2 separate regions of the Mus musculus genome follow, and region 1 is linked to region 2. The links are chromatin loops, found by intact Hi-C in ENCODE. Cell type or tissue: left cerebral cortex. All regions are shown on one strand.

Region 1 (5,000 bases), 120 kb before region 2:
AGCCTCAGCTCTGCGAGCGAGCGCGGCCTCTATGCTCAGAAGGGGAGGAGTTTAGGCTCACCACGTAGGCATAGGCTGGGACACCCCAGTTCTGTCTGGCCAAGGGACAGAGCTGTTTCCTCCACGTAGACCTTAGTATTCTTTGTACAGAAGTTAACGTGGGAGCCAGGTAAACCCTGGCAGGGCTGATAGTGAGCACAGGGCGTGTGTATGCTGCATGCCTGCCCCTCTTTGACTTATTGATGAGGCCTGCTTCTGGGGAGCAAGATAAGGATGTGGACAGTTGGGCCAAGTGGAATCTTCTGGCTAATAAGACAGACAGATCTACAGCAGAGGTCCCAGGAGGGCAGCACAGTGGCCTGGGGAATACAGGTCTTCCCTCTGGGTGTTCCCGTGACACATCGATGGGGAGGGGTCCCTGGGAAAGCAGGTCACCCCCAGGCCTTCCCAGCCCAGCCCTGCAGCTACCTGCCCTTATTGCTTCACATTTCAGCTCCGGTTACATGTTTACTACGACTTACTGTACCCGGCAGAGGGGCAGGAAGGCAAATGAACCAGATTTATGTAAACAGCATAAACCTCTGTCCCCGGGTTACTGCAGGTAGACATAATGGCGTTTCCGTAGCCGTGCCACATGGGTGACCAGCCCTTGCTCCAGAGTATAGTGCTCTGACTTGGGCTGGTAATTAGCCCATATTTTTAGTTCATGGGCAATTCTCAATGGTAACTGGGTCTATTAAACTCGATTCAGACGTGACAGCTTAAATTGTAAACAGCTGTGAAGAGTTTCATACTTAATTACCATATTTAAGTTTTACCATAAAGCATCCGTACTTCCTTCAAAAATGTAAATGACGGAGACATTCAAATGAGATTTTATACTTTGTGAGGTTTAATTGGCGCAGATCAGTCCGTTTGGAGAGTTCAAAAAAATTTTTTTTAAAAGAGTTTTGAAGGCGGTGGCCACAAATTTATTTCTCAATTAAATCGAGTTGTCTGGTGGAAGCTGCTCAACACTGAGCTTGTTCTGCAATTGAAGGAGTGTGGTGCCCTTCCCTGCACTCCCAGCGCCGAGCCGGTTACCACAGGATGGGGCTAACAGGAGACTGTAGCCCCAATCAGGACCTTAGACACCATCGCTGTCACTTGAGGGCTCTGTCTGAGCTGTGGTTCTCTCCTCGATTGTAGGAAACATACACATTGGGATGTAAGCCTATGAGATAGAGACACTTCCACCAGCAGATTCCAGAGGGAGGTGGGCAGGTCTGTAAAGCCCTGTGTTGGTGACAGAGGTGGCGCCAAGGCACCCGCTCATAGGCTGGTCATGTGCTAGATGGCTTTTGTTCCTAACCCTTGCCAGCATCTCGATTGTGCTACCTCCTACTTTGCTGGGGGGGGGGGTGTCAGTTTTCAGCGGCTGGCACCCCCAAATGCCCTGTAACCCTGAATAGTGGGACTTCCACTATTCATTAGTAGTTCATTCAAGTATGGTTAGGCTCTTCGCCTCCTGTCTTCTGCTACCTGGTCCAAGAGTTCTGTGAGTGTAGGGAATCCTCAGATAACCCAGGAGGACTTCCCAGAAGAAGTAGCCCTCACAGTTGGTTTAGGTATGCCTGAAGAGGCAGGTGGTGAGCAGCCATTGTTGGAGGGACTGGACAGGAAGTGCTTCAGTAGGTTTCAGCTGCCTCTCCAGGCTGTGGCTTCATTATGCCCTAGGCTGTTTGTGGGAAATGAGAGAGCTAGGCCCCTGCCCCCTTCCCTCAGCCTTTCGGAGCTTGGCATGGGGTGGGCACCCCCTCAGCCCTCCAGTTCATACTTGCTTTTGCTGGCTGACACTGCACCCATCCCCACCCCCATTTCCTGTTTTTCAGGCCCAAGCCGTCACCCTGACTGTAGCCCAAGCCTTCAAAGTTGCCTTTGAGTTTTGGCAGGTGTCCAAGGAAGGTGAGTCTTCCCCCCCCGGGCACTGTGAGTGATGTGGGAAGGGACAGGTTCCAGGCAGGCGTCAGACCCAGGCTGACCCCACCCTCATCTCGTCCTGGGTTTGTGGTTCTGAACAGGTCCTGTTACTTCTCTAAGCCTCAGTTTCCCCATCTGGACAAAGGCCGTCTTCCCCCTCCTTTAGAGTGTTTGGGTTTAAGGGAACCCTGGAAGGTGTTGCTCCTCTTTGATGGCGACCTCCGCCTGCCTCTGAGCATACTCAGCCTGCCTCCTCCCCAGTGGCTAATTGGAGACGGTGGTGTCTGCTTTAAGGGCTCAGCAGCTCATGCCTTGATCCCACAGAGAAAGAGAAAAGGGAGAAAGCCAACCAGGAAGGAGGAGACGTCCCAGGGACCCGACGGGACAGCACCCCCTCACTGAAAACCTGTGAGTCTTGGGCACCAGGCTTGCCCTCTACCCAGGCCTTCCCTCCTGGACTCTTGCTGTTTCCTGTTCTGTTAAAGTCTGCAACACAAGTGCCTTGTCGGGAGCTAAGAGGTTGCTGTGCTTGCTCGTGCGCGTACCTGGGTGTGCCCTAGGAATACGCACAAGTGCATATGCGCTCCTGTCTGCCTCAGAGCCCGGTAGACATCCCAGCCTACTTGGTGTGCTTTTGTGCATTCAGTTCCTGTTAGGAATTTGCAGGTTCCAGGTCTGCCCTCTGGGGCCACAGGTCCTCTCTAGCAAGCAACTGCCCTGGAGCTCCAGGTGGAACTGGGTCCGGGTGGGGATCCAGGTGATCAGGGTCCTACATCTGGACAAGGTCAGAGTCCGAGAACAAGTCAGGACCAGTATAGTGCAGGAGTACCAGAATGCTTGCAGAGGCCAGAGGGGCTGTACCTCCTTTCTTCCTAATGTCCCCAACTGACTCCCCCTAGTGGTCGCTACCGGGAACCTGCTGGATTTGGAAGAGGTGGCTAAGGCCCCGTTATCTACAGTCAGCGCTAATACCAACAACGTGGACGAGACACCACGGCCTCAGGTCTTGGGCAACAACAGCGTCGTCTGGGTGAGTAGCTCTGTGGCCTGGGCATGGTTTGGGGATCCAGTGAGCTTTAGCCAGGTCTCTGAACGAGCATGGAGTGGTTCCCAGGTCCAGGCCCTGAGACCATGACTTAGAGGCCTCTGGGCGGACTAGACCCAGCACAAAGAACCCAGGCTCTGGGTGGAGTGGCTGAACAATGTCCCCTCTGAAGCCACGGTTGTGTCCTTGACAGGCCTGGTCCCCAGCACAGCCGTCTCCTCACAATACTCTGACTTGGAGTCTGTGGCCCTTCCCACCCTGAGCAGCAAAGGCTCCCTTGTTCTGGGCATGGCAGGTTTGTGCCTGGCATCTTCCCTTCTCAGCTGTCTAAGGGCACAGCCCTGCTGCTGGCTCTCAGGACTCATGGCCTGCGCCTGACCTCTGTGTCAGCTTTTTCTTTCCCTCAGTGAGGACACTGGCCTTCCACAGCATCTCCCAGAGGAACCTGAATGGCTCTTAATTTCAGTTTTCATTTGGGTTTCAGTCGGTTTCAGTCTGTATTATCCCAGTGCATCATAGACAATGCAGATGTTAGCATCCTAGCAGCACTGACGGACCGATTGGACCCTGCTCCAGCATCTGCGGATTCCTTGCTCCATTTGGTCCTGGCTAGCCTTCTGGGCCAAGAGTCACTGTGGAATGACACCTGGTGACTGTCATGGTTCCAGCCTGGCCTGGCCTGGCCTGGCCTTGCCTTGCCTTGCCTTCCTTTCTTTCTGTCAGGTTGTTTTGACTTTTGAGACAGAGGCTCTCTACATAGCCCTGGCTGTTCTGAACTTTGGCCTCAAACTCAGAAATCTGTCAAGTACTAGGATTAAATGTATGGTCCACAGGCCAGGCCCCAGTTTTGAGACCATGGATTGGGTATGAAGGAAGCCTGCCTGTGCTAGTTCCTATAGGCACCCCCTCCCCCCACCACACACACACATACAGGTCCCGGGTCCCTGTAGCTCCCTTGGGGACACGACCCCACCCAGAGTTCTTACTTCTCCATTTGTTTCCCAGGAGCTGGATGACGGCCTGGACGAAGCATTTTCAAGGTAACAAACACTCTGAGGGCTTGTGCTCGGTGCAGGTCTCGGGCTGGACCTGGGCTCTCCTTTACCCTTGGGCTTTAGCTTTCTGCACAACAATTCTTGGATTTCTCGAGACCGGGAGCTTACTACGAAGGAACGAAAACCTTGCATGGTGTCTGATGTGTGAAAAAGCTTTTGCAGTTCAGTCAAAATGCAGGCGTAGCTTGAGAAGGCTGCGGGTGAGGACTGGGTTCCTCTGGTTCCTCTGGCCCGGGTCCCTGGGCCTCCTTCGTTCCCCCTTTGGATGCAAAGGGTCTTCATTGCCTCCTGTCTCAGGGCTTTGCTTAGGGTTGGTGCCTTTGCCCTCCAGCCTCCCTCCTCCCTCTTGCACCTCTTGCTGCAACCAGGGTCCGATCAGCAGGTGAGGCCTGGCCAAGGACTCAGGCCTCTTTCTCCCACCTTCCCGAGTCACTGCCTGACTTGTCCCACATTTGAAAAACAGCTTCATCTACTTTTCATGAATGTTTGGTTGTCACAGGTCCTTACTATCAATTTCAAAAATCAAATCACTGTATTATAGTCCCTTGGCCCAGACTGGCCCCACGTCTGCTGACCCTGATCATGAGCATGCCTGGTATCTGTTAGCTCACAGCCTTGGTCCTGGGGCCTGTGCAGTCACTCAGGGCTGTCAGAGGCCTCCATCCAGGTGTTTATATCCCCTACGGTTCCCTCCTGAGGACAGAGCGACCTTGCACTGGCCTCTCCAGGCTCCTCCGGACAGTAAGGCAGACAGAACAAACCAGTAATGTCTCCTGTGTGACTGTCAAGCACATACTAACCCCACTCACGCCAAGTCTTCTCATTGAACATTTCCTGCCTACGACTGGCTCAGTGGATGCCCTGGCCTCTGTTAGAGCAGGGTATCACGGCTCTGATTCTCTTGGGCATCCTGTTGTCTGGGGCTCTACTTCCTCTGCGGA
Region 2 (5,000 bases):
GGGACAGCACAGGCCACACCCAGGAGGCCACTGTCTGACAGGGGTTGGGAAGTGTGGGAGTGGGGTCTGGGCGTCAGAGATCTCTGTGCACTCAGCCGTAGATCACTCCTCATGGCTCTGTGCAGGCTGACTACTTCATTAAGTATAACACATGGGGCCCATGGGCCCACAGAATGTTTTAATTTCAATTTCTTTTCGAATCAGAAGAAAAAAAAAAGCACATGTAATAATGTACCCAGATGAGATCAGACACATCTTTATAGTGATACAGCTGTAAATGGCCCTTTTCTCTCTTTGTAACAGAGGAAGTGGAGTTGGGTATGATAGTGTAGGCTTACAGTCCCCACATTGAAGGTTGGAGGCAGGAGGATCAGGAGGTCAAAGTCTAGCCTGGACTAAGAGTGAGAACTTGTCTCAACCAAACAAGAAAAGAAAAGCGCGAGAAAGGGGTCCCAAAGACCACCTGCGAGGCCCCAGGAAGTCATATGGACCCCGGTGCGTAGAGCTGCCTTTCCCTGCCTAGTGGATCTGAATCCTGGGCCTGTCTCACTGTTGCCCCCAATGTTGACCTTAGCAACCCAGCAACAGCCTGTTTCCTCCTCTCTTCAAATCAGGATGCTTCCTCTTGAGCGCCAGCCATTACATCTTAAAGGGTGAACAGACTCCAGGGGGTGACCTGCCCCTGCTGCACAGGTGGTCAGATCTGGGCTGCCTCCAAAGCTGAGACCTCTTTCTTTTCTGGGCCAGTAGGGGTAGGTGAGGTGGGGGGTGTAGGACCATGCATGTATGAGGGCCTCAGGCAGCTTCAACATCAGGCTCAGAGGCACCTAGAGGAGGCAGGACTGTGTTCTGATGACTTAGAAGGGGGCTGCTCTATCAACGCTGCTTGCCTTGGTAGCTGGTGTCCCTCTTCCCTGCCTTAGGATCTAAAAATAAGAAGCCAGACTAACCTTCCTCACGCGGAGGATGAGAAAGAATCTCGAACACTCCAGACAAAGCTGTCGCTTGACATTCCCTGCCACCCTAAGAGGCTGCAGCTCCTGGCTAATGAAGAAGACTTCTGTGGGGGGAAAAAAAAAAAAACTGAAGCCTGCTTTCTTGCCTGAAGCAAACCCTGAAGTGGCTTCATTTGAAGGGCTTGAATTCCCGAACATCAAACTCCCTCAGACCAAGAAGCAAGTGCAAAAAAGTTCCTGCAGTCTTTGAAAAATGTATTCTCTGGGCTCTGCCAGGTTCTGGGGGCTGGCTGTACATGTCTCTCCTTCAGGGAACAGGGAGTGGGAGCAAGTCTGGGCATCTCTCCAGGGTCCAGCCTCCCCTCCCAGAACATGTTGGAGTGGATAGCTCAACCCACGGACTGGGGAAGGTGAACCCTCTACGGCTGGGTGGTTAGCTAGAAAGTTGTACAGGCTTCAGTATCAGGAAACCTTGTGTACCATGTGCTTGCTGCCTGTGTGAACCTCGGGGATATGAGTCAACATTCCTGTGCCTCAGTTTCCTTTCCTGGAAACATGGGAATTGCGATGGTTGAGGGTGAGCTTAGTTAATGCATCATAAGGACATTTTCTGACTTTGATGCCTTTATTATTAATCTTGGGGTTTGGGTTTTTTTGAGAGAGTCTTCCGTAGCTCAAGCTGGCCTTGAACTCCTCGTTGTAGCTCTGGGTAGCCTTGAGCTCCTGTTCCTCCTTTCCCCGTTCCCTCAGTGCTGAAATTGCATGCAAGAGACACTGTGCTCAGCTCCCGTCACCATTATCGACATCATCTTTCTCGTGAATATTTCCTGATCTGTCTATTAAGGAGCCCCTTCCCTGCTGTACCATCTGTGGCCCCTTTAACCCACCTTCCCTTGAACATGGGCTCGCCAGCTCTGAAATGAACTCGATAGTAAAGCTATTCATCTTTTAAAAACACTTTTATTATTATTTTTTTTAAAGTACATATCACTGTGTGTTATGCACATGAGTGCAGTTCCTGCAGAGACCAGAAGGGGACGTCATAGCCTCTTGACGTTCCAGGCAGCTGTGAGCTGCCTGGTGTGGATGTCAGGAATTGAACCCCTGTCCTCTAGAAGTTCAGGGCACGATCTTAACCGCTGAGCTATCTCTCCAGCCCAGATTTGGTACCCACACGTCCCATTGGAGTTTGGTTCCATCTACAGCAGACTCAGTTTGGGGTGGGGGTGGGGTGGGGTCTGGAGCTGGCCTGGGAATCTGGGTTGAGCACAATATCTCTGTGTCTCTATGATGGTTCTGATATCTTAGACCAGGTAAGCGAGCACTGCTACAGAGCCAGGTCAGGGCCCTGAAGTGACTAGCCCCTGCTAGTTGACCCAGATAGGATTTTGGCACCTCAAGCCCCCTACTCTCATCCCATAGGTGCCAAGTCTGCCTTGTAGCTGGGCTCCTGCTATACTGGGGACAGTAGGGGTGGCCTGGAAAACAGCCATATGTGCAGTGGCTCAGCTGATGTTAGCTGACAGACTACAGAATCTGCACACGGCAGGTAGACCAGTTGTAAGAACCCGTCTTCCAGCTGGCCACATGCTAAGTACTTGAGACTACTACCCACCCCAGTGGAGAACATCTCCCATCAACCTCATACTGTTTCTAAGGCGTTGCCAAGGAGGGGCTGAGCTATGGGTGGATATCAGCCTCCAATGGGACTTCGGTACTTCTAATAAGAAAAACCTTGAAGGCCAGCAAGATGGCTCAGAGGGTAAAGGTGTTAGTGGCCAAGCCGGATAGCCTGTGTTGGATACATCCTGGGGCACACCTAAAGATGGAAGGAGAGGCCCGATTCCACAGAGAAGGAAGCTAAGAATCTGTCCTTCATGTGTGCTGTGTATTGGTAGTTCCAGCTTCTCAAGAAGCTGAGGCAGGAGGATGACTGAGGACTGACCCAGGTTATATGGTAAGATCTTCTATGAAGAGGGGAGAGTGAAGGAGGTTAAAGAAGCCTTATTGCAACAAACAGCTCTTCCCCATGACAGGTCTGGGCCCTGCCTCCCTAGCCCAGGCTGGCTATACCCACAGACACCACCACTGTGCAGGCCTGGCACATCCTGCTCACCTCTCCTCTGATCAATGGCCAGAAAAGCAGGTCTGTGGCCTTGGGGTTCCCAGCAAGTACTTTATCTCTTCCAAGGCTGAGTGGCTCTCATCCATCCCTTATCTCCCTTCCGGCCTCCAACCACCATTGCCTGCATGAGGTTCACTGGATTAATGCCTCTCTCTAAAGATCGGCACTGCGGCAGGCAGACACTATTTTCTGAAGGCAGGTGCAGCCTCCCACTGGCCCCCAATCCCCTCCCCGTCCCCATCAGATGCCTGAACAAATGAGTGTGCTTCAGAGCTGCACAGCCCCCAGCGTGAGGAGAGGAGGGAAGCAGGCCCCCCAGAGATGCCAGGCAGGCTGGAGGAGCAGGGCCTCAGCCTGCTCACAGGCTTCCGACAGAGCCCCGAAGGGCGGTTGTTACACGGCTTACACATCTAACCGCTTCAGTTTGGCACGGGTCTGAGGTTGCTGGCTAAGCATCTTGTCAGCGTCAACACAGCTGACAGAGTTACGACACCAGGAATACTTAGAGTTTGCAGTTTTCCCGGCCTCCAGCTGATCCTGTGAAAATGTCACTTCTGTTTCCAGAGAGCTGATTTGTGTCCCAAATTTTCTCTTCTCTGTGGGAAGGGCCTCTTTGCCAGGTGGAGCAGAATCCTCTTGTCACCTGAGGCTCCGGTGTTAAGGGATCTGGAGACCCGGCGCATTTCACGTCTGGTTTGTCACTGGTTCTCAAGGCTAAGTTCCTACAGGATGGACTAGTGAATGAAGCAGTGCCAAAAACATGGCCATCTCCTATTTATATGTTCATTTATTAAATAATGTGTGTGTGTGTGTGTGTGTGTGTGTGTGTGCGTGCACGTGCACTGATACATTCAGAAGTGCATGTAGCAGCCAGAGTGGGTGCTGGGTGCCCCCCTCTATTTCTCTCCACTGTATTCCTTTGAGGCAGAGTCTAACTGAGCCTCTAGCTTGAGTCTTGCTAGCAGCCCAGAAGCCCCAGTGGGGAGGATGAGCCTGGTGAGTCATGTGTGTGTGTGTGTGTGTGTGTGTGTGTGTGTGTGAGAGAGAGAGAGAGAGAGAGAGAGAGAGAGAGAGAGATGTGTGGTGTGTGTGTGAGAGAGTGATGTGTGTGTGTGTGTGTGTGTGTGTGTGTGAGAGAGAGAGAGAGAGAGAGAGAGAGAGAGATGTGTGGTGTGTGTGTGAGAGAGTGATGTGTGTGTGTGTGTGTGTGTTTATGTTCTGTGTGTGCTGAGATCTGATCTTAGCCTTCACAGTTCTGCAGCAGATTCTGTTAACAGCCAGGCCGTCTCCCCAGCCTGACGCTGTCATTTTAAAGCTGCTTTCACGGACTCAAAGCCTTTCACCAGGTGGCATGTGCCCTCATCACTGATGTGCCTGTGTGTCTGTCCAGTCTGGTGAAGTTTGAGCAAACTCTGTTATCCGTGTTGGCATTGTCTGAGTATGGAAAACAATTTTTAAAAAGATTTATTTATTTATTTTATGTATGAGTACACTGTAGCTGTCTTCAGACACACAGAAAAGGGCATCAGATCCTATTACAGATGGGTTGTGAGCCACCATGTGGTTGCTGGGAATTGAACTCGGGACCTCTGGAAGGCCAGTTAATGCTCACAACTGCTGAGCCAACCACTTCTTAGCCCAGGAGAACAATTTTTTTGAAATGGTTTTTCTATGCAGCCCTGGGTGTCCTGGAACTTGCTATGTAGAACAGACTGGCCTCAAACCACGGAGATCTGCCTGCCTCTGCCTCAAGTGTGCTAGGATTAGAGGTGTATGCCACTATAATAGCCTTGGAAGTCTTTTCAGCTCTTGAAATTACTTAATCTGTATGTGTGCACGTGTGTGTGCTTGAGTGTGCAGCCTTGCTGGAGGAAGTGTGTCACTGGGGGGTGGGCGTGCTCTTAGAGACTCCATGGCCT

What was found. Hi-C counts contacts between places; a loop is a spot of excess contacts. Peaks named below come from ENCODE experiments on the same cell type or tissue, not always from the same donor. Only the 100,000 strongest peaks of a DNase experiment are listed, where the experiment ranks them.
Region 1: it touches region 2 in a loop (2.0-fold over the local background); 1 of 42 quality-filtered maps calls a loop at or near these places.

The regions. Positions count from the first base shown.
Region 1 is chr4:134,747,326-134,752,325 of GRCm38, reverse strand. It overlaps Ldlrap1 (low density lipoprotein receptor adaptor protein 1), which reads left to right. Exons shown (of 9, transcript NM_145554.2): 5 at 1,872-1,944; 6 at 2,284-2,367; 7 at 2,859-2,989; 8 at 4,010-4,044. Among named protein-coding and RNA genes, the nearest start is that of Ldlrap1, 18 kb to the left of the region's middle. In left cerebral cortex, a CTCF peak has its summit at 2,858 (motif pointing left); a DNase peak (open chromatin) is centred at 3,234.
Region 2 is chr4:134,622,814-134,627,813 of GRCm38, reverse strand. All of the region lies in intron 2 of Man1c1 (mannosidase, alpha, class 1C, member 1), which reads left to right. Among named protein-coding and RNA genes, the nearest start is that of Gm42326, 33 kb to the right of the region's middle. In left cerebral cortex, a CTCF peak has its summit at 1,968 (motif pointing right); DNase peaks (open chromatin) are centred at 985, 1,280 and 3,551; H3K27ac peaks cover 3,191 bases.